Linked DNA regions of Homo sapiens: region 1 is linked to region 2. The links are chromatin loops, found by intact Hi-C in ENCODE. Cell type or tissue: dorsolateral prefrontal cortex. All regions are shown on one strand. Links, peaks and the distances in the headings refer to the core of each region. The heading gives the core; the rest is flanking DNA.

What was found. A loop is a pair of places that touch in the nucleus more often than their neighbours do. Peaks named below come from ENCODE experiments on the same cell type or tissue, not always from the same donor. Only the 100,000 strongest peaks of a DNase experiment are listed, where the experiment ranks them.
Region 1: it touches region 2 in a loop (2.5-fold over the local background); 2 of 110 quality-filtered maps call a loop at or near these places.

The regions. Positions count from the first base shown.
Region 1 is chr9:109,890,174-109,900,337 of GRCh38, reverse strand. All of the region lies in intron 3 of PALM2AKAP2 (PALM2 and AKAP2 fusion), which reads right to left. Among named protein-coding and RNA genes, the nearest start is that of PALM2AKAP2, 120 kb to the right of the region's middle. RefSeq lists an enhancer at 6,640-6,799. In dorsolateral prefrontal cortex, for the core only: no CTCF peak of the experiment used is centred there; no DNase peak of the experiment used is centred there; H3K27ac peaks cover 923 bases.
Region 2 is chr9:109,635,863-109,646,026 of GRCh38, reverse strand. It overlaps a transcript of PALM2AKAP2 not described here. Among named protein-coding and RNA genes, the nearest start is that of MIR3927, 130 kb to the right of the region's middle. In dorsolateral prefrontal cortex, for the core only: no CTCF peak of the experiment used is centred there; DNase peaks (open chromatin) are centred at 5,156 and 5,676; H3K4me3 peaks cover 2,808 bases; H3K27ac peaks cover 4,682 bases.

The DNA.
Region 1 (10,164 bases), core at 3,209-8,208, 250 kb before region 2:
ACCTACTTAATCATTTTGACTCAAGTGGATGTTATATCAACCAATTTAGAGCAAGAATTGTTAGCAAGAATGTTTGTTCATGGCAGTACTTGTCTATACTTCTCAGTAAATGTCAAGAAAACAATCTCCTTCCTTTAGTTTCTTGTCATGATTGCATGCCAATCAGAGTAATTGAGACAAAAGCTGAACTTCCCACTGGAAACGCTTACAGAGAGAAATATTACAAGCATTTATGTCCAGAGTATCCATGGGCATGTCATCTGCACTTTTGTCATTGTTTTCTTTCTTTATGTAAATATGTTTGAAAACCCATTGAGCCTGGCAGTGTACTAAGATCTGAGAATACAAGGGTGAACACTGTAGTGTGTTTACCCCTAGGCAGCTGAGGCTAGAGGAGGATAGAGAAAAAAATCAGCTTCCAATGTACTATGACACAGTAAGCTCTAAGGTAAATATGCCCACAGGAAACATTAAACCAGGGTTTAGGGCTCAGGGAAAGTGGTATCTCAGCTGAGACTTGATGGTTCAGTAGGAGTTAACCACATAAAGAGCAGCTGAAGAACGTTCCTTGGAGAAGGGACAGTAGATCCAAAGAACGGGACACAGACAGAGCTTGGTACATCCAAGGAATGGCAGGTAGTTGCTGGAGTGGTCAGCAATGGAATGACACAATTATGAGAGACAAGGCCAGAGAAGTAAGAGGAGGTCACATCATAAAAGACTCTCTAAGCTAAATTAAGGAAGTTGAACTTTATCTTATAGTCCAAGGAAAACAGGTAAAGGGTTTGAAGCTGGAGAGTAGCATCATCAAATATGAACTTTGAAAGATACTTCTGCTGGGTGGCAGAGGTTAGGTCAGAAGGACACAACACTAGGGGAAGGGAGACTAGGTGAGAAGCTCTTGCATCAATCCCCATGAAAGATAATGGTGGCCTGGACTACTGTCATGGAAGTGGGAAAGAAAAAGTGTAGAAGGAATCAAGAATCCTTTTATTATATAAAATTACTGATTAGATAGAGGATTTGAAAGGGTGAAAAGAAGCAAGGACAATGTCCTGATTTCAGACTTGGGCAACTGGGTGCATGGTGATGTTTTTCAATGAGATTAAGAATCAATGAAAAGGAATCAATCAGAGAAAGTAATGACTAATGAATTTTTAGCATGCTGAGTTATAGGTGTCTGGGGGGATCCAAATGGATATGGTTAGGGGGCAGTTGGCTATATGGGTAGGTCTGGAGAAAAAATTAGATCAAAGAATGCCTATATTTCAGAAGCCATGGGAACAGACAATGTCACTCAGAGAATGGGAGAAGTGAAGAAAGGAGCCCCAAGTCAAGAACCTCAAAGCACCAATATTTCCCAGATGGACAGAGGAAGGATAGTGTCATCTCAAGTAAACAAGGAGAGAGTGTGTTTCAAGAAGAAATAGGGAGCATTCAGCAGCTTCCGTTGCTGCTCAACAGTTGATGAAAGTGAGGATTTAGAAGTCTCCTTTGCACTTAGCCCCTAAATAGTCACTGGTGATTTGGCAGGTGTAGGAGAGTGAATGGGACATAGAGACGCTGCTCCAAATATGGGGGAGGAGGAAGGGAGAGTTAGTGCAGAAGAAAAATGGAGTCAGTGGAGTTTGGGATGGGAAAGTGTTTTTTAACAAATGGCTGTTCCAAAGTCAGTTAGAAATTCCTAAGATCTTCATAAAGTATAGAGACTTGTTTTTTATCGAGACTCCTAATGTTTAATCTTCAGATTGATTTCTTAAAAGTGCAATAATTCAACAAACAATAGTGAGTATGTCCTAATAAAGAATACTCAGTGCCTATGAATTGAACATGAACCAGTCCAGGCAAGACTGTTTATTATTTATGTGTTTATTTCTAACATATATAAAATAAGAAGCATGAATTTAGCACTCTGAAAAAAAATGTGTTTTCAAATGTCTGAGAGAGGTCTTTTGAGAGCTGCTTCCTTATCTGTAAAACAGTCTGGAAAGAAAATTCAGGAGGATGGAAGTGTGTAAGCACATGTTTGTGCACAGGTGAAGTCTTATTTGTACTTGAAATATTGGGAGCTTGACCTTGATGTTGCTATAACCTGGGGCAGGTGCGCAGAGTACAACTGTTGCAAGGTGAATAGGGTACCACTGCTACTATGTGATCTTTCATTCATTCTTTCTTTTTTTTCTTAAACGACAACAACAACAATAACAACAAAGTTGTTCTCTGATTAATTCTCCTTTGAGAAGAGAGAAATCCACAAATAGATTTCATAGAGCAGTTAAGTAAATTATATTTTTGCCCTCTTTAACTGTAAGTCTTCTTGGTTTGTTAATGTAATTACCTATAATTTATTTAATGCAAATCCTCATACACTGGTGATAAAAAAATTTAATCCAAACAGTAAATGGGCTTCTCCACCTTGTTCAACTGAACAAGCTGGTATGAAACACAGTGGAATCTTGGTGAGAGGATAGAGGAGATGAACAATATGAGACACAAAAGTCATTTCTAAAAATGTGATTAGGAATCCTGCCCTGTCTCAAAACAATTAAACTGTAAATCTATACTTGCTTTTCATATTGAATGAAGTGAATATGATTCGGAGCATAATTCAGAATTACATGAAACCTCCTTCTAATAAATGCCTGGTGAAAAAATTTGGTCTGAGAATCATTCCATTTGCTTGAAGCAAATATAGCATTTGGGTCATGATAATAACAGCAGCTATCGTCATTGTCAAATACTATTTTTTTTTTCTTTTTGAGATGGAGTCTCCCTCTGTTGCCCAGGCTGGAGTGCAGTGATGCAATCTTGGCTCACTGCAACCTCTGCCTCCGGGGTTCACGCAATTCTCTGTCTCAGCCTCCCGAGTAGCTGGGATTACAGGCACCCGCCACCATGCCCGGCTAATTTTTGTATTTTTAGTAGAGATGGGGTTTCACCATCTTAGCCAGGCTGGTCTTGAACTCCAGAACTCGTGATCCACCTGCCTCAGCCTCCCAAAGTGCTGGTATTACAGGCATGAGCCACCAAGCCTGGCTGCCAAATACTATTTTAAGCAATTTATACATGTTAACTCATTTGCCCCTCACACTAATCCCCAAAGTATACCTTATGATTATTTCCATTTTGCAGATGAGGAAAATGAGGCACAAAATCTTAACTAATTGGTTCAAGGCCACATAAGTGACGAAGGGAAGAATGCTTACTCTTAACCCTCAACTCTATACTTATGCTAGGTTGGTCCCAGAGCTTTCTGCTAAAAGGTTGAGTGGTGAATATTTAAACTTTATGGAAAAATCCACATTTTCCTGTCACTATAATTTGTTACCTAGCATGGGATTCATATCTAAAAAGAGGCAAAAAAAAACTTGAAACTAATTACTGGATGAAGCAAAAGATAGCTGGAACTGAACATTTCAGTTAGGATATTTGAAAACCAGTGAGATTTTGCCATCTGAAGAGAAGCCTGAGAAGCATCTGCATAATGTTCTTTCGAACATTTAAATTAAATAATTAATTATTTTTTGGAGACAGGGCCTCGCTCTGTTGTCCAGGCTGGAGTGCACTGGCATGATCATAGCTCACTGCAGACTCAAACTCCTGGACTTAAGTGATCCTCCCGCCTCAGCCTCCCGAGTAGCTGGGACGACAGGCATGTACCACCATGCTTGGCTAATTTTTGTATTTTTTGTAGAGATGAGGTCTCACTATGTTGCCCAGGCTGGTCTTGAACTCCTGGGCTCAAGCAATCTTCACGCCTCAGGCTGCCAACAAACTGGGACTACAGGCATGAGCCACTATGCCTGGCCTGAATAATGTTCTTTATTAGAGCTGCATATGACTCCACTGCACACAGGACGCACTTGGAATCTAAGTGCCACCTTCCTTAAAATATGAAGATGCCCCTTCTGACTCACCACCAGTATGAAGTCATGCTTCCTCCCTGCCAGACTCTATTAATATTTGATATGGTTTCGTTGTGTCCCCATCCAAATCTCATCTTGAATTATAGTTCCCATAATCCCCATGTGTCATGGGAGGGACCTGGTGGGGAGGTAATTGAATCATGGGAGTGGTTACCCTCATACTGTTCTCGTGATAGTGAGTTCTCATGAGATCTAATGGTTTCTTTTTCTTTTTCTTTTTCTTTTTGAGACGGAGTTTCACTCTTGTTGCCCAGGCTGGAGTGCAATGGTGTGATCTCGGCTCACTGCAACTTCCGCCTCCCAGGTTCGAGCAGTTCTCCTGCCTCAGCCTCCCAAGTAGCTGGGATTACAGGTGCCTGCCACCATGCCCAGCTAATTTTTTGTATTTTTAGTAGAGACGGGGTTTCACCATGTTGGCCAAGCTGGTCTCAAACTCCTGACCTCAAGCGATCCACCCAACTCAACCTCCTAAAGTGCTGGGATTACAGGCATGAATCACAAGGAGATTTTCCCCCCTTATGCTCAGCGCTTCTCCTTGCTGCTGCCATGTAAAGAAGGATGTGTTTGCTTCCCCTTCTGCCATGATTGTAAGTTTCCTGAAACCTCCCCAGCCATGCTAAACTGTGAGTCAATTAAACCTCCTTCCATTATAAATTACCCAGTCTCAGGTATGTCTTTATTAGCACTGTGAGAACAGACTTAAATACAATATTGTCATGGCATATGACAGCACTGACTAAAAGAAAAGCCACTCATTTACAGAATCTCCCTTCCTTCTTTAAAAGTAAGAGAAGGTAAGTATAGTTCGACCTGAAGTAGGAGGCTGAATGAGCCCTCTGACCACATTTTAACCACAGTGGATCTTACCGAATGAAAAACCAAGTTTGACTTCTGCTTTCCCAGATCAAACAAATCTCTCCAGGCTGCCTCTTCTAGCCTGACAAAAATTCTTAGGATGTCCCGAGAGAGAGCAAATCTTATTGTCGTTCCTATTTACAGATTCAGCTGGGACACTGACTGATTTTCTCCAGATTACAAGCCAAGACATCTGTGTGGCTAATATTAAAATGTCAGTACCTTTGGTTCCCATCCTTTGCTTAACAGAGCAGCCCCAAGACCAGCAGACTCCACTGCATGGAAGGCCTGAGCTGCCCCCGCAAAGTCATGTTTATGAAACAGCTGCTTTCAAGGAAACCAGTCATTCTGAGGGCACTCATTTGGAATCTGTGATTCCCTGTCATGGGCTAAGATTTGCTTTTGCATTAGTTACAGGAAAAGAATGGTGGCTTTGAAAGAACACTGGGTTTTGTGCCAGGAAAATCTGACTGGCTGTGTCATTCTGAGAGTCCTGTGGTGTGTCCCGGCCTCAGGTTCTTCACCTCTATGATGGGAAGTGGTGTGGGGATAGGCCTAGTAGAAAGACTCCAAGTTCTTTTCTAGATTCAAAGGTAAATCTTGCAGAATGGTGGCAATGACAAGATTTAAACATTTAGGGAGGCTTGGCACAGTGGCTTATGCTTGTAATCCCAGCACTCTGGGAAGCCGAGATGGGAGGATTGCTTGAGCCTAGGAGTTCAAGACCAGCCTGGGCAACAGAGCGAGGCCGTGTCTCTCTTAAAAAAACTATAGGAAAAAAAAGTGTGGTCTTGGGGCACATAGTCATCTTTGCCATTTGGCTTGCTGCAATATTGCTCAAGATTTTATGGTCATGGACAAGGGTCTGATCCCAATCCATCACAGACCAATACTAGCACTCAGCCCACGACACATGCAGCTCACCACGTGAGTGCAACGACACTCAAACTTGTCTCTACCCTATTCAGTAAGATGGGTCCATTGATCACCCATTGGGATATCATATTGCTATTAAAGTTTCTAAACACCTTACTGGCAATTTCTGTCTTTGTCACAGACTGGTAATAAACAGTTGCCTGACCAGAAGCAGTCCCTGGACCATACTTTCAATATTACTGGGTTTGGCCACTTTTCTGTAATAAAGCAAGTCCCTTATGGACTTGAGCAGGACATCACTCAGACAACTTAGATGCATTTTTGTTTGTTTGTTTGTTTTTTGAGATGGAGTCTCGCTCTGTTGCCCAGGCTGGAGTGCAATGGTGCGATCTTGGCTGACTGCAACCTCTGCCTCCTGGGTTCAAGCAGTTCTCCCTGCCTCAGCCTTCCGAATAGCTGGGATTATAGGTGCCCGCCACCATGCCCAGCTAATTTTTTGTATTTTTAGTAGAGACGGGGTTTCATCATGTTGACCAGGCTGGGCTCAAACTCCTGACCTCAGGTGATCCACCTGCCTCGGCCTCCCGAAGTGCTGGGATTACAGGCATGAGCCACCACACCCAGCCAGATGCTTCTTTTTTTTTTTTTTTTTTTTTAAATAAGCAACTGGAAAGCAGAAAAGTGAACTTTTTTCCTTCAACTTTTATTTTAAAGTCTGGGGTACACGTGCAGGATGTGCAGGTTTGTTACAGAGATGAACATGTACCATGGTGGCTTGCTGCACAGATCAACCCACCACCTAAGTGTTAGCTACTCTTCCTGATGATCTCTCTCCCCGCAGCCCCCTCGACTGGCCCCAGTGTTTGTTGTCCGCACCACGTGTCCACGTGTTCTCATCAGAAGGCTAAACATTTTTTAAAATAACTGCTGAGATGGTTGGGTACAGTCCTCATGCCTGTAATCCCAGCACTTTGGGAGGCTGAGGTAGATGGATCACTTGAGCTCAGGAGTTCAAAACTACCCTGGCCAACACGGTGAAACCCCATCTCTACGGTGTTAATACAAAAATTAGCTGGGTGTGGTGGCACACAACTGTAATCCCAGCTACTCTGGAGGCTAAGGCACGAGAGAATCACTTGAACCCAGGAGGCAGAGGTTGCAGTGAGCTAAGATCACACCAATGCATTTCAGCCTGGGCGACAGAGTGAGACTGTCTCAAAAACAAAACAAAACAAAACGAAACCCCTGCTGAGATAACTCTAGCCTCTCACGCTTTTCAACTTGGTCTGCCCACAATTGGTCTGGATTCTTGTCAAATCCATCTATCATATTGTCCTATTTCTTCTGCCTTTGGATTTGTTCTTTTTCATCCTCTACTTCAGCTGATAGGCCCAGCAGTCCTGGAATTCCTGCTGAAGGCTGGCAGGTAGGTGGTAAACAGACAGATTAGAGCTGTTCCCAGGGCAGGAAGGAACCTGACAGTTGTTGGGGAGATGGGACGCTTCTTGGCCTTGTAAGGCAGTGGCCACTGCTCTCTCAGTGCTGCACTCCTAGCCTCCCTGCCTTCCTCTGCCCTGGACTGCAAAGGTGAGGTGTACCCCTCCAAGGCACCCTTGGACCTGGATGCTTACCGGGCCCGAGTTCTGGAATGCCATGCTAATCTCAGTGCAGTGACAGCCCTCTCAGCTGTTTCTGAAAGTGGAGAGGGAGTCTGATAAAATCAAACAATTTGAGATTGTTTATATATTGTACATTGTCATATCATTCTTTTATTTTTATAATAAAAGCCAAAACCTATTGGGCACAAAGTCCAAGACAGTTCTGGGTACTCTTTGCATATCTTGACTTAATAGTCACCCCTCCCCAATAAAGTTGATCTTTATTATTATTATTATTTCTTTTTATAGAAGAAGAAACTGAAGTAGAGAGAAGCTAAAGAACTTGCCTCAAATTATACAGGCAGCAAGCAGAGATTCTGAACTTGAACCCAGCAAGTATTACGCGGATGTTCATGCCCCTAACCACTGCCTTATACCATCTCTGGATATAAATGATGGTTTCTGAACCTCATGGCAAGCTTATGGATAAACTAAGGCTGAAACATATAAATTAAATTGAAAACTATTTATTGAGCAACCTCCTAGGTGTAAAACAGTAATCTAGGCACTCAGATATAGTACACTGAATGATGGCCCTAGAAAGATATGTCCACACCCTAACCCCCAGAACCTATGAATATGACCTTATGTGGATAAAAGGGTCTGTGTAGATGTAATTAATTTAAGGATCTTGAGAAGAGATTATCCTGAATTATTTAGGAGGGCCCTAAATCCAATGATAGGGGTCTTTATGAGAGACAAAGGAGAAGACACAGAGACAAGAGGAGAAGCCCATGTGAAGACAAAGGCAGAGATTAGAGCGACACAGCCACAAGCCAAGGAATGTCTGGACCCACTAAGCTGAGAGAGGCAAGGAAGGATTTGCCTCTAGATGCTCTGGGGAAAGCACAGCCCTGCCAGTATCTTGATTTTGGACTTCTGGCCTCTGGAGCTGTTTTAAGCCACGAACGTGTAGAAATTTGTTACATCAGTCTCAGGAAATGAACACAGTAGGTAACCAAGACAGTCCTTACTCTGGTGGAGTTTACATCTGAGAGATGTAATCTTAAGGAGTTATATCTTAGGGATGAACAGAATGTAAATGTAACATATAATGAAAAATGATAAGGAAACATTTACCTAACAACTCAAACCACATTGTCTTCACCCTCCATCCAGGGAGTTTTACCTGGACTGAGTAGTAATGACCACTCCCTTTCATATGCACCCATAGACCCTTTCATAACATCCATCATGGGAGCTACTCCACCATTTAAAAATTGATGGGTGATGGCCAGGCACGGGGATTCACACCTGTAATCCCAGCACTTTGGGAGGCCAAGGTGAGCAGATCGCTTGAGGTCAGGAGTTCAAAGCCAGCCTGGCTAACATGGTGGAACCCCATCATTACGAAAAATACAAACATCAGCCTGGCATGGTGGCGGGTGCCTGTAATCCCAATTATTCAGGAGGCTGAGACAGGAGAGAATCGCTTGAATCCAGGAGATGGGAGGTTGCAGTGAGCTGAGATTCTGCCAATGCACTCCAGCCTGGCTACAGAGTGAGTGAGACTCTGTCTCACACACACACACACACAAAATGATGAGTGACATGTCAGTGTTCCCCTGCGACCTGTAAAAGTCTTCATCTCCATCTCCTCAGACCTTACCTGACATTACTTAATAATGGGGGAAAATGGCATAACCTTAATGACCAACAAGAAGGAGGCACGTGGAGACCAAGAAGCCAGCAGGGCCATGGTGCATGCTTGTACAGAATGTTGTTGCCCAAGATGCTAGCCAAGGGAACAAAGGGAGGTGAAGTCCAGCCAGTGGCTTTCTAAGTGCTGCCTACCCTGTGGAACTGCATTTTCTAATTGCACAAAGGAGCCATGTGGCCCAGCAATGGCCCTGAATGCTACCGGTCTTTAAAGATGCCTGATCCTTCCAGCTAGAATCTGGTCAAGCTGGCAGCCCCATGCTGTACAGCATGGTAATGCTTAAAAGCCTTCCTCCAGGCACCCTGGCCAGGGGGACATTCTTTGCTGGCTGAATGTCCCTGTAATTTCACAGGTACTCTCTGTGCACTGGGCGGTATTCAGATATTATTTAATTTTTTCCTTTGCCTTTCTGCATAGGAGGAACAAACACAAGACTCTAGGATCCCTGGAGTGGTTTATTCCATTAGAGATTCTGTTTCAAAGGAGATAAAAAGGCTTGGCAGAGATGTGGGAGATGCTTCTGCAGGAAGCACACTGGTATCTCCTCACTCTGCGTGTGGCCTCAGGTGAATCACATTTAGGCCTCCATTCTCTGATTCTTCACTTTGCAAGTTTAACTGAATATGTACTCCAAGTATGCTAAAAAGAGTTTCCCAAAACAAGGACAGGAACCAGGATGCAGGCAGACCTCTCCTGATGAAACTACCCAAACCTAAGTCATCTCTTAGTGTGTAACCCTTTCCTCTCACCTGGTCTGAATTTCCCACTGTTAAGGTTTATACCTTTGGATGAGAGATCCAAAAAAATTCTTGATGTCGGAAGTTGCTTTTAGGATAGTAGAAGGAAGATGAGTGTTTTTTCTACCATCCTTGCATGCATTGGCTAAGGAGCCAAAATCCCATAATCAGAGACAGTTTGTATATTTTATCACCCGTTCGCTGTCCTGGAGGGCTCCACGCCTAGACCTGAGGGAAAGAGAAGCTAGGAAGGCTGGAGGAAGCGGGCCTTGATGAGTATCAAGCAGCCTCGGGTCCCACAGTACTCTTCCCTGTGGCCTACACAGTGAAAAGGGGAAACACGAAGTGGGGATTGTGCTCAAGAGATCATCTTGGCTCCGGGCCCTTGTGATGGATGTACCAAATAAGACCTCCATGCTGGAGAATCGCTGGAAAGGACTGAGACACCATCT
Region 2 (10,164 bases), core at 2,080-7,079:
TTCTTTCTTTCTTTTATTTCTTTTTCTGCTTGCTTTGGATTTAGTTTGCTCTTCTAGCCTCTTAAGGTGGAAATTAGACTTTTCTTCTTTTCCAAGATAGACCTTTTGTAAATTTTATTTTATTTTAGATTCAGGTGAGTACATGCGCAAGTTTGTTACATGGGTATATTGTATACTGGTGGGGACTGGGCTTCTAATGTACCCATTACCCAAATAGTGAACACTGTACTCAATAGGTAATTTTTCAACCCTTGTGCCTTCCCACCCTTCCCTGTTTTGAGGTTCCCAGTATCTATTATTTTCATCTTTATGTCCATGTGTACACATCATTTAGCTCTCACTTATAAATGAGAACATGCAATATTTGGTTTTCTGTTTCTGAGTTAGCTCATTTAGGATAATGGCATCCAGCTCCATCCACATTGCTGTAAAGGACATGATTTTATTCTCTTTTATGGCTGGGGTTTTTTTTTTTTTCTTAAACTAAGAAGCTCTTATTTTACTAAAACCAACAATACTTGTGAAAAAAATGACTATGTATCCTCATTTTCACTAGGTTTCATTTTAAATTGGAAACCTTGGTGATATGGTTTCTCTCTGTGTCCCCACCCAAATCTCGTCTTGTAGCTCCCACAATTCCCATGTGTTGGAAAGCACCTGGTGGGAGATGATTGAATCATGGGGGCAGGCCTTTCCCTTGCTGGTCTCATGATAGTGAATGGGTCTCATGAGATCTGGTGGTTTTTAAAATTGAAGTTTCTCTGCACAAGCTTTCTTTTTGCCTGCTGCCCTCCACATAAGATGTGACTTGCTCCTCCTTGCCTTCTGCCATGATTGTGAGGCTTCCCCAGCCACATGGAACTGTGAGTTCACCATTAAACCTCTTTCCTTTGTAAATTGCCCAGTCTCAGGTATGTCTTAATCAGCAGCATGAAAACAGACTAATACAGTACATTGGTACCAGTAGAGTTGGGTGTTGCTGAAAAAATAGTCAAAACTGTGAAGCCAACTTTGGAATTGGGTAACAGGCAGAGGTTGAAACAGTTTGGAGGGCTCAGAAGAAGACAGGAAAATGTGGGAAAGTTCGGAACTCCCTAGAGACTTGCTGAATGGCCTTGACCAAAATGCTGATAACGATATGGACAATGAAATCCAGGCTGAGGAGGTCTCAGATGGAAATGAAAATTTTGTTGGGAACTGGAGCAAAGGTGACTCTTGTTATGTTTTAGCAAAGAAACTGGCAGCATTTTTCCCTTGCCCTAGAGATTTGTGGAACTTTGAACTTGAGAGAGATGATTTAGGGCATCTGGTGGAAGAAATTCCTAAGCAGCAAAGCATTCAAGAGGTGACTTGGGTGCTGTTAAAGGCATTCGGTTTTATAAGGGAAGCAGAGCATAAAAGTTGAGAAAATTTGCAGCCTGACAATGTGATAGAAAAGAAAAACCCCTTTTCTGAGGAGAAATTCAATCAGTATACACACATATTTACTGATTTAACATCTATCTCTCATCAGACAAAGAGAATCATGACTGTTTTGTTGACCAGTGCTAATCTCAACAAACGTTTGTTGGTTAAATTAAAACATAAAAGAAGTGAATTTAATTCCCTCTTTTAATAAATGTTTATAAATATAAGTTGGTTACAGTAAGTAAGGGGAATGGAGTCCCTATTTCACTCATATTCAAAGTGGGCTTTTCTACCGGAGATGAAATCTGGGGAGTGTTTAGATTGAAGGGTAGGGGCAGTATTTGGCACAAGGGAAATGTTGTGAGACCCAAGGAGGGACAGGAAAAGATGATATTCTAAAAGGGAAAAAAGAAAGAAAAAGCTCACTATATTAAGTGATGTAGATTGGATGTCCCCCTCCAGGTATCATGTTGAGATGTAATCCCCAGTGTTGTACATGGGGCCTGGTGGGAAGTGTTTTGGTCCTGGGGGTGAATCCTGGGGATGGGGCCTTGGTGTTCACTCGCAATAGTGAGTGAGTTCCCCTGAGATCTGGTTGTTTAAAGTCTGTGACACCCCCGCCACCCCTTGCTCTTGCTCCTGCTCCCACCATACAACTTGCCAGCCTTCTGCTTCACCTTTCTCCATGACTGAAAGCTTCCTGAGGCCTCACCGGAAGCTGAGCTGACTCCTGTACCACACTTCTATACAGCCTGCAGAATCATCAGCCAATTAAAGCTCTTTTCTTCATAAATTACCCTGTCTCAGGTATTTCTTTATAACAATGCAGGAACAGCCTAATACATTAAGGAAGCAAACGAAGTAGGGCAGAAAACAGAGTTGGAAATTGGGAAGGTTAACCAGGAAGTGAGAACTTTGGAATGTTGCTTGGGAATGGGAAAGCTGAGGCCAAGTTGATTAGGGAGAAGGAGGCTAATTGAGGCAGTAATTTGGATCCTGTGGAGCAAGAAGAATGTGATGAGGAAGGTCTTTGTTCACAAGGAGTTCCAGGTGTGAGCTTAGCACACCTGGAGGAAACCTTAGCCAGGAGACTCAGAGGGAATGTGGGAAAAAGCTGAGGACCTTTGTAAACTTACCAATCCTGTGTGCTGTTCCAGTTATTGAGCACCCAAGTGCTAAGTCTGGGAGAAACATATCAAATATTAGATTATCCATGTGAGAGCATAAAGATGAAAGTTGCTGCCCTGGCAAATGACCAGGCTCTCCTTTAGCGCTACCCAGTGAGAGGACTAGATCTATGTTCAGTCTCTTGTAAAGGACAGTCTCCATGTCTAAGAAAATGACAGTGAGGAACAAGAATGAAGTGTGCATCAGGCCGAGTCTGTTCCGTATATCCAAGCCTGCTGTGGCTTCTTGCTAGTTCTCACATCAACAGTGGTATCTTGGGAATTATGTTACTCTCAATTGCCCTTCAGGCATTGTCTTTCCCTTTCTTTCCTTCCTTCCCTCCCTCACTCCCTCCCTCCCCCTCTTTCTTTCTTTCTTTCTCTTTCTTTCTTTCTCTTTTTCTTCTTCCTTCCTTCCTTCCTTTCTTTCTTTTTTTGAGATGAGGTTTTGCTCTGTCACCCAGTGCAGTGGTGCAATTATAGCTCAGCGCATTCTCAAACTCCTGGGCTCATCAAGACTTCCTACCACCTCTGTCCTCAAAGCACTGAGATTGCAGTCATGAACCACCACACCATGTATTTCTTTATAAATTAAAAAAAAAAAAAAAAGACTGGGCATGGTGGCTCACACCTATAATCCCAGCAAGACCGGGGCAGGAGGATTGCTTGAGCCCAGGAGTTCAAGACTAGCCTGAGCAACATAGGACAATCCCGTCTGTATGAAAAATTAAAAATTAGCTGGGCATGGTTGTGCATGCCTGTAGTCCCATCAGAAGGCTGAGGTGGGAGGATTGTTTGAGCCCAGGAGGTCAATACTGCAGTGAGCCATGATAGCGCCATTGCACTCCAGCCTGGGTGACAGAGTGAGACCCTGTCTAAAATGAAGAATAGCTTGGTGCCAATCCGAAACCCCAATAAATGCTGTAGACTGTAGTATTAGGTTGGTGCAACAGTAATTTGCGGTTTTTGCCGTTGAAAGTAATGGCAAAAACTGCAATTACTGTTGCACCAACCTAATAATAATAGATAATATTCATAGATAATAGATGATATTTATTGAGCTTATTTTATGCCAGGCTCTGTTCTAAGAACCTTATATGTGTATGTATCAATTTACATCATTAACTTCCTTAATGTTCACAAAAAGTACATGAAATAGTTACTATTATTATTCCCATTTTCCAGATGGGGAAAATGAGGCCCAGGGAGATTAACATCATTCAGCAAAGTGTCAGAAGCCTCAAACCAGCCAATCTGACTCTAGAGCCCAGCTCTTAAACATGACACTAGTTCCTTAAATTTGTACATATCTTACAATTTACAAAGCCCTTTGGAAGAGATACAGATATTACATGATCCTCTCAATAATGCTTCAAAGTGAGTAAGGAACATCTTTGTTTCCATTGCAGAGATAGGGAAACTGAGGCTCAGAGACATTCAATTGCTGGAGTAGGAAATCAATAACAGCAGTATCAGGCTAGGTGGGGCCTGAAATCCATGACTGTGACTCCTACAATGCTACACCATCTCTCACTTCTGCTTTAGCAGCCTTTCTGAGGATTAAATTGCATCTACACAATCAGATACGCAGAGGGATAAAGGCTGCATCTAAGGTTTCTTGGGTTTGGTACGAAGGTCCTGATGTCTGAAAACATGACTTTATCTCTAACTTGAAATATGATTTCAGACGGCCTCAATGTCAAGGAGTAGTGTGGGAAGAGAACGGAAGAGGAGAAGCTGACCAAGTGAGCGGGATCTAATAGCTGGCTCCAAAAATGACCCTTCCTTGGAGTGGCTGGCTGTCGCCTGTCAGAGTGGTCCTGCTGTGGCAGCAGCTCGAGAGAGTGTCCAAAAAGCAATGTAGGGATGCAAACACAGAGAAGAGAGGAATCCTAGACCAGACCCACAACCGGAGCCCTTTATTTAATGTCTTTTCTGGTTAATGCCTCTCTTGTCTTCCCCACCCATCCATGCCGTATTCACGGTGCCAAACGTTGTAATTCCACTCCGGGCTGCCGCCAATATGTTTGTCTTATTTCTCCAATACCCCAGGAACAAATCAATTCTTTTGGGTCTTCTGATGGTTTCTAGTAGCCAGGACATTGCAGCCCTGGCTCATATTACCCACTAACTCATCCTTCCATTACACGCTTCACACTGAACCGCGTTTGCTTCCGATCCGCAGTGACCCCCTCCCTCTTTTTTTAACTGCAGTCCAATAATGCTGACATGGTTAGGAATCGGAAGTCATGGCTATTGCGGCCAACTCCCCGATAAGCGGAAGCTTGGGGCAGAGATAGGAAAGCCTAGAATATGCCTCCGTCCTTAGCAACATCATCTACTCCCCTCACTCGCCCCCCAGGCCCTGCTAGCCAAGGGGCAGCCGCAAAAACCACGCCACCCGGGGCTCCCACCCCTTGCCTCCTGCCGCCGCGGCGGCTGCTATAGAAACACCAGGCGTACACACGGGGCTGAAATTAAACACCCATCCTGGACGCGGACCCGAGCGGGATCTGCCTGCCGCCGCGGTCACCATGGCAACATGCCGAGAGGAGAGCAGCTGGCGGCGCGGCTCGGGGATACTCACTCCATCGCGGGGCTCCGCGGCCGGGTGCGCTGCTGCGGGGCTCACCGGCGCTGCTCGCCTCTCCCGGAGCCGAGTGCACTGGCCGCGCCGCGCGCGAGGTGGAGCTGGGAGCCGTCTCCCCTCCCCACCCGCACCCCCTCCTCCCCTGGAGGGTTGAAAGTGAATGCTCAGGCTCTCTCAGCTCCCAGCCTGCGAATAAAACGGGAAGCAATTGGATAATGTTGTTCGCTGGGCGCTAGACAAGACACCCCACTTCAGGGTTTCGGGGAGGGAGCGCGCTGGCAGCTGGCGTCGGGTGAGGTGCCCACCAGCGCGCAGTGCCGTGCGCCCTAGGCGCCAGGTGCGCCGGCGGCTCCCCTGGGACTGGCGGCGCGGCGCGGAGCCTGGGGAGAAGGGTGGGTGGGGGAGCAGGGCGGCTGCGGCTGGTGGCACAGCCCAGAGGGCATAGGCAAACGGTTGAGTCATTGGCAAGGTGGCAGCTCTCGCCGCTTAGAAGTTGCAAGAAGCGTCTGGCCTCTGCAAGCAGCAAGGACTGCCCCCAGTGGGCTGGGCATGGGTTCAGAAACGCCATTGTGCCGGCCGGGCGAGATCCCTCTGAGTTTCCCAAGCAAAACTCCAGCTATCTTGAAGCGCCTTAATGCGGCGTTTCACCACCTTGGCGACCCCATGCCCCTTTCCGTTTCACTCCAAATTCTGCGTGTTCCCGCCTGCCAGGAAGACATTGTCCAGGGTCAGTTTCCCTAGTCTGCTATTTGAAAACAATAGCTATATTGACTATGGTTTCCCAAATTACCACGGCCCCGGCCCCGCGGTAATAAGCCACCTGGAGTACGCACACCCTGCCTCCACCCCCTCTGAGAATCCTCTACTCCTAACGGTTTCCAGAGCAGGGACCTGGTTGTCATCCAGGTGTCCTGCACCTGCTACAATACAGAGTAGATGGGACAGCTTCAGGCTTTTCTTCTATCTTGCAGCCGGGTCCCTCTGTGAGTCGGTGTCTGCCAGGTGCTGAAAACGCAGCACCAAGCATAAGCATAGCCATCACAGTCCCTGCCCTGCAGGAGCTCACGGGTTAAAGTAGAAAGGCAAAGCACAGATAAAGACAAAAATAAACATATCGTCACAGGCTGAAAATATTGCTATAAAAATTAAGTAATTAGATGCTGTGATGAATGTTCTAGAATTAATTTTTGGTGATGATTGTGCAACTGAACATACTGAAAGCTATTGAATTATACACTCTGGGTGAATTTTGTGGTCTATGAATTATGTCTTAATAAAGACGTGTTTTTTTAAAAAAATGCTTTGATGGAGAATAAAAGGGAAGTGGATGTGCCTAGGTAGGTGTTCAGGGAAAGCCTTCCTGAGGGACTGGGGTTGAAAGGGGAGAGGGCTCAGATATGCAAGCCACAGGGCTAGGGCTTTCCTGCCAGTCAACTCTGTATGGTGGCTCTAGATGGGAGACTGCTCCATATGTCAAGGGGCTGGGAAGAGAACCGTGCAAAATGTTCTCAGTGGATTCACTGCTCCTCGTTTTCCTCAGGAGAGTGAGATGCAAAGTCAAACCCAGTGAAGATTCAAAGAGCTGTTTTGTGGAAGGAAATTCTGTATCAACTCCAGGTTTCCCTTCACAGAGAAATTCTATGTGAATTCGGAGATCATAAAACCCTCCCCCAGTCCATGTCCCTTTCCAGTTGCATATAGGATTAAGTTCATGTGTGAATAATTAAGAGGCTTAAACAGGAAAAAGATGTGCTTTTGTGTCTTAAAAGTTCAGAGATAAGCTGTCCTGGGCCAGTTTATCAGCTCAACTCCTGAAAGAGCAAAGAGATCCAGGCTCCTACAAAACATTGCTCTATCATATGTGGTCTCCCTTCCTAAAATTGTTTCATGGTCCAAGTTGGCTGCTCTGGCTCTAGCCCTTATGTCTGCATTCCAGCCAACATAAATGTGGAAAGAGGAAAGAAAAGTAGGTAAAGGAAGCACGCCTGATGCCTCTTAAGAAAGGCTCCCAGAAGCTGCCTCAGGACACTTAGATCTCCTTGGCCAGAATTCAGTCACATGGCTACATTCAGTTTCCAGGGAGAGTAGACAAAGAAGTCTTTACTCTGCATAGTCATGAGCCTATCCAAAAGTTGAGACCTCCATTCCCATGTAAGAAGGGGAAAATTGGTATGGGGGACAGACAACCAGTAATCTTTGCCATTCTCCTCAATGCTTAGCGTTCTGGCTTCTGCCTCCCCCATGCCGCTGCCACTGCTCCCTGTAAAGTCCCCAATGCCAAATGGATATGTCTCAGTCCTCTTCTTATGTCATTTTAAAGCTGTGTTGAACATTTTAACAGCTCCCTTTTGTTTTTGATTTTTTTACTTGAAGTCAGGTTTATTCAGGTATAATTTATAGGCAGTGGAATTCACCCTTTGTAGGTGTACAGGCCTATGAGTTTAGATACATTATGCAATCATGTAACTACCACCATAGTCAATATATTACATGACCATCACCCCCAAACAGTTCTTTTAAGTCCCTTCATAGTCAATCCACTCCTCCTAACTCCAGCCTCTGGCAACCACTGGTCTCATCTCTGTTCTCATGATTTTGCTTCTTCTAGAATATCATATAAATGGAATCAGACAGTATGTAGCCTTTCATGTTCAATTTCTTTCACATTGCAAATGCTTTTGAGATCCATCCATGTTGTGTATATAGGTAGGTAGGTCCTTTTCATTGATAAGTACAGCTTTCAATTGTACAGATGCACCACAATGTGTCTATCCATTCACCACTTGAGGAATATTTGTTGTTTTCAGTTTATGGCAATTATGAAATAAAACTGCTATAAACATTCATGTACAGGTCTTTATGTGAATAAATGTATTCTTTTTGGGGTAAATATTTAGAGTCATCCCTTCCATCTTGAAACAGTCTTCTGTGACAACACAGTACCACACCTCTCTAGCTACCCCTTCTATTTGTCTCTTAAATCTTGGTGTTCTGGAGGATTCTTGCCTAAATTCTCTTCACTTCTCACTCTACATACCCTCCTCGAGCAATTTCATCTACTTTTATGGCTTAACTTAACCACCAATATGATGCTGACTTCCAAAACTAAGTTTGTCGTCCAGATCATGCTCTTAAACTTCAAAACCGATTCCCAAAGGTCATTGTAACATCTTCACAAACACCTCAAACCCAGTATGTCCCAGAAGCACTTGTCATTTTCACCTATAAATCTCTCCCTAATAACCTGCCCCCTATCCTAATACCAGAAAGGATGTAAGGCCTCACCCAAAAATCTGGGTGTCTGTCTTGATTTCTAACCATCCTGACCTCCCATATCCAGTCAATGAACAAGATTTATCCAGGCTATCCTCTAAATAGTCATCAAGGCCATTCACTTCTCTCCAACCCCATTGCTATTGTTAAAAAAGCCTCTCTCGGCCTCCTTGCCCCCAGTCACATCCAAAGCAACCCACTCAACCCTACAGCCAGAGCAAACTTCCAAAGACACTAATCTGATCATATCATCCCCCTGCCTGAAACCTTTCAAGGGCATTTCTTAACTTTAATATAAAGGTTAAATTGAGTTTTAGGTACATCCTAAGTTTTTTAAAGTTAGTAGACTGACTATTACAATTTTCAAATGCAATAGGAAAATAAGAAAAATTCATTTTATAGGGCTGGGTTATGCCTTATTAAGAGTCACAAATATATTTTCTGCTATATTAACTGTAGAAAAAAAATAACAGACTGTAGAGTCAAACAGACTTTTATTAAAATTCCAGCTTTACATTTACTAGCTTTGTGAACTTGGATCTATTACTTAACCTAAGTCTCAGGTTTCTTTACCTATAAAATGAGGGCAATAATACCTATCTTTAAATGTTGTTTTGAAAATTAAACACAAAGTGTATTAAATGCCTAGAACAGAGTCTGGTACTTAGTAGATACTCAATAAACAATAATCTAATTAGCTAATCCTCATCATCATCCTCATTACATTGCAATTTTCCCTGAAATTTCAAACATTTTAATAGCTATATCTTTATTTATCTTCATGATATCCCTTTGAAGAAAGGAAACCAGTACAGATAACAGACACTGAGAAGACCAATTTGTTTATTTTCGTTAATGAAGTAAGAATGTTAGCCCAGGTAATCTATTTATTTACTTAAAATAATATAGATTCTACTGGTAAATATAGCATAGCTATCTACATCCATTAGTCTATTTGTGAACTATATGTTATCACTAACGGTGTTAGTCCATTTACATTGCTATAAAGGAATACCTGAGACTGGGTAATTTATCAATAAAAGAGGCTTATTTTGGGTCACAGTTCTACAGACTGTACAGGAAGCATGATGCTGGCCTCTGCTCCTAGTGAGGTCTTAGGAAGCTTACACTTGTGGTAGAAAGCAAACGGGGAGCCAGTATATCACATGGCAAGAGTGGGAGCAAGAGAGAGGGAACAAGAGAGAGTAGCGGTCCCAGACTCTTAAACCACCAGATATCGCATGAACTAACAGAGCAAGAACTCACTCATCACCAAGGAAATGGCTCTAAGCCATTCGTGAGGGATCCACCTCCATGATCCAATACCTCCCACTAGGCCCCACCTCCAACACTAGGGATCACATGTTAACATGAGATTTGGAGGAGACACACACTCAGACCATATCAGCTACAAAGTAGCAGAGTATGACTATGCAGATACATGGGTACACATTCTCTAATAGTTAATTCATTAGCTAGTTAATTAGTGAAATCATAGTTAATTCATTAAGCTGAGTTCACTGAGGATCCTTTGCACACCAAGTACATATTAATGCCTCTCTAACCTGGAAGTCAGTAAATTAACAGCTCTTCCTATCTGAAATGTAGTTTAGAATTGGGAAATAAGCAAAACAATGATATCATAAAGTCCATGCTAGAAGCACTTATTCTTACTTTCTTGAGGTCATAAACTTCTGATGAAAAACACACAGGTGGCACAAACCCACA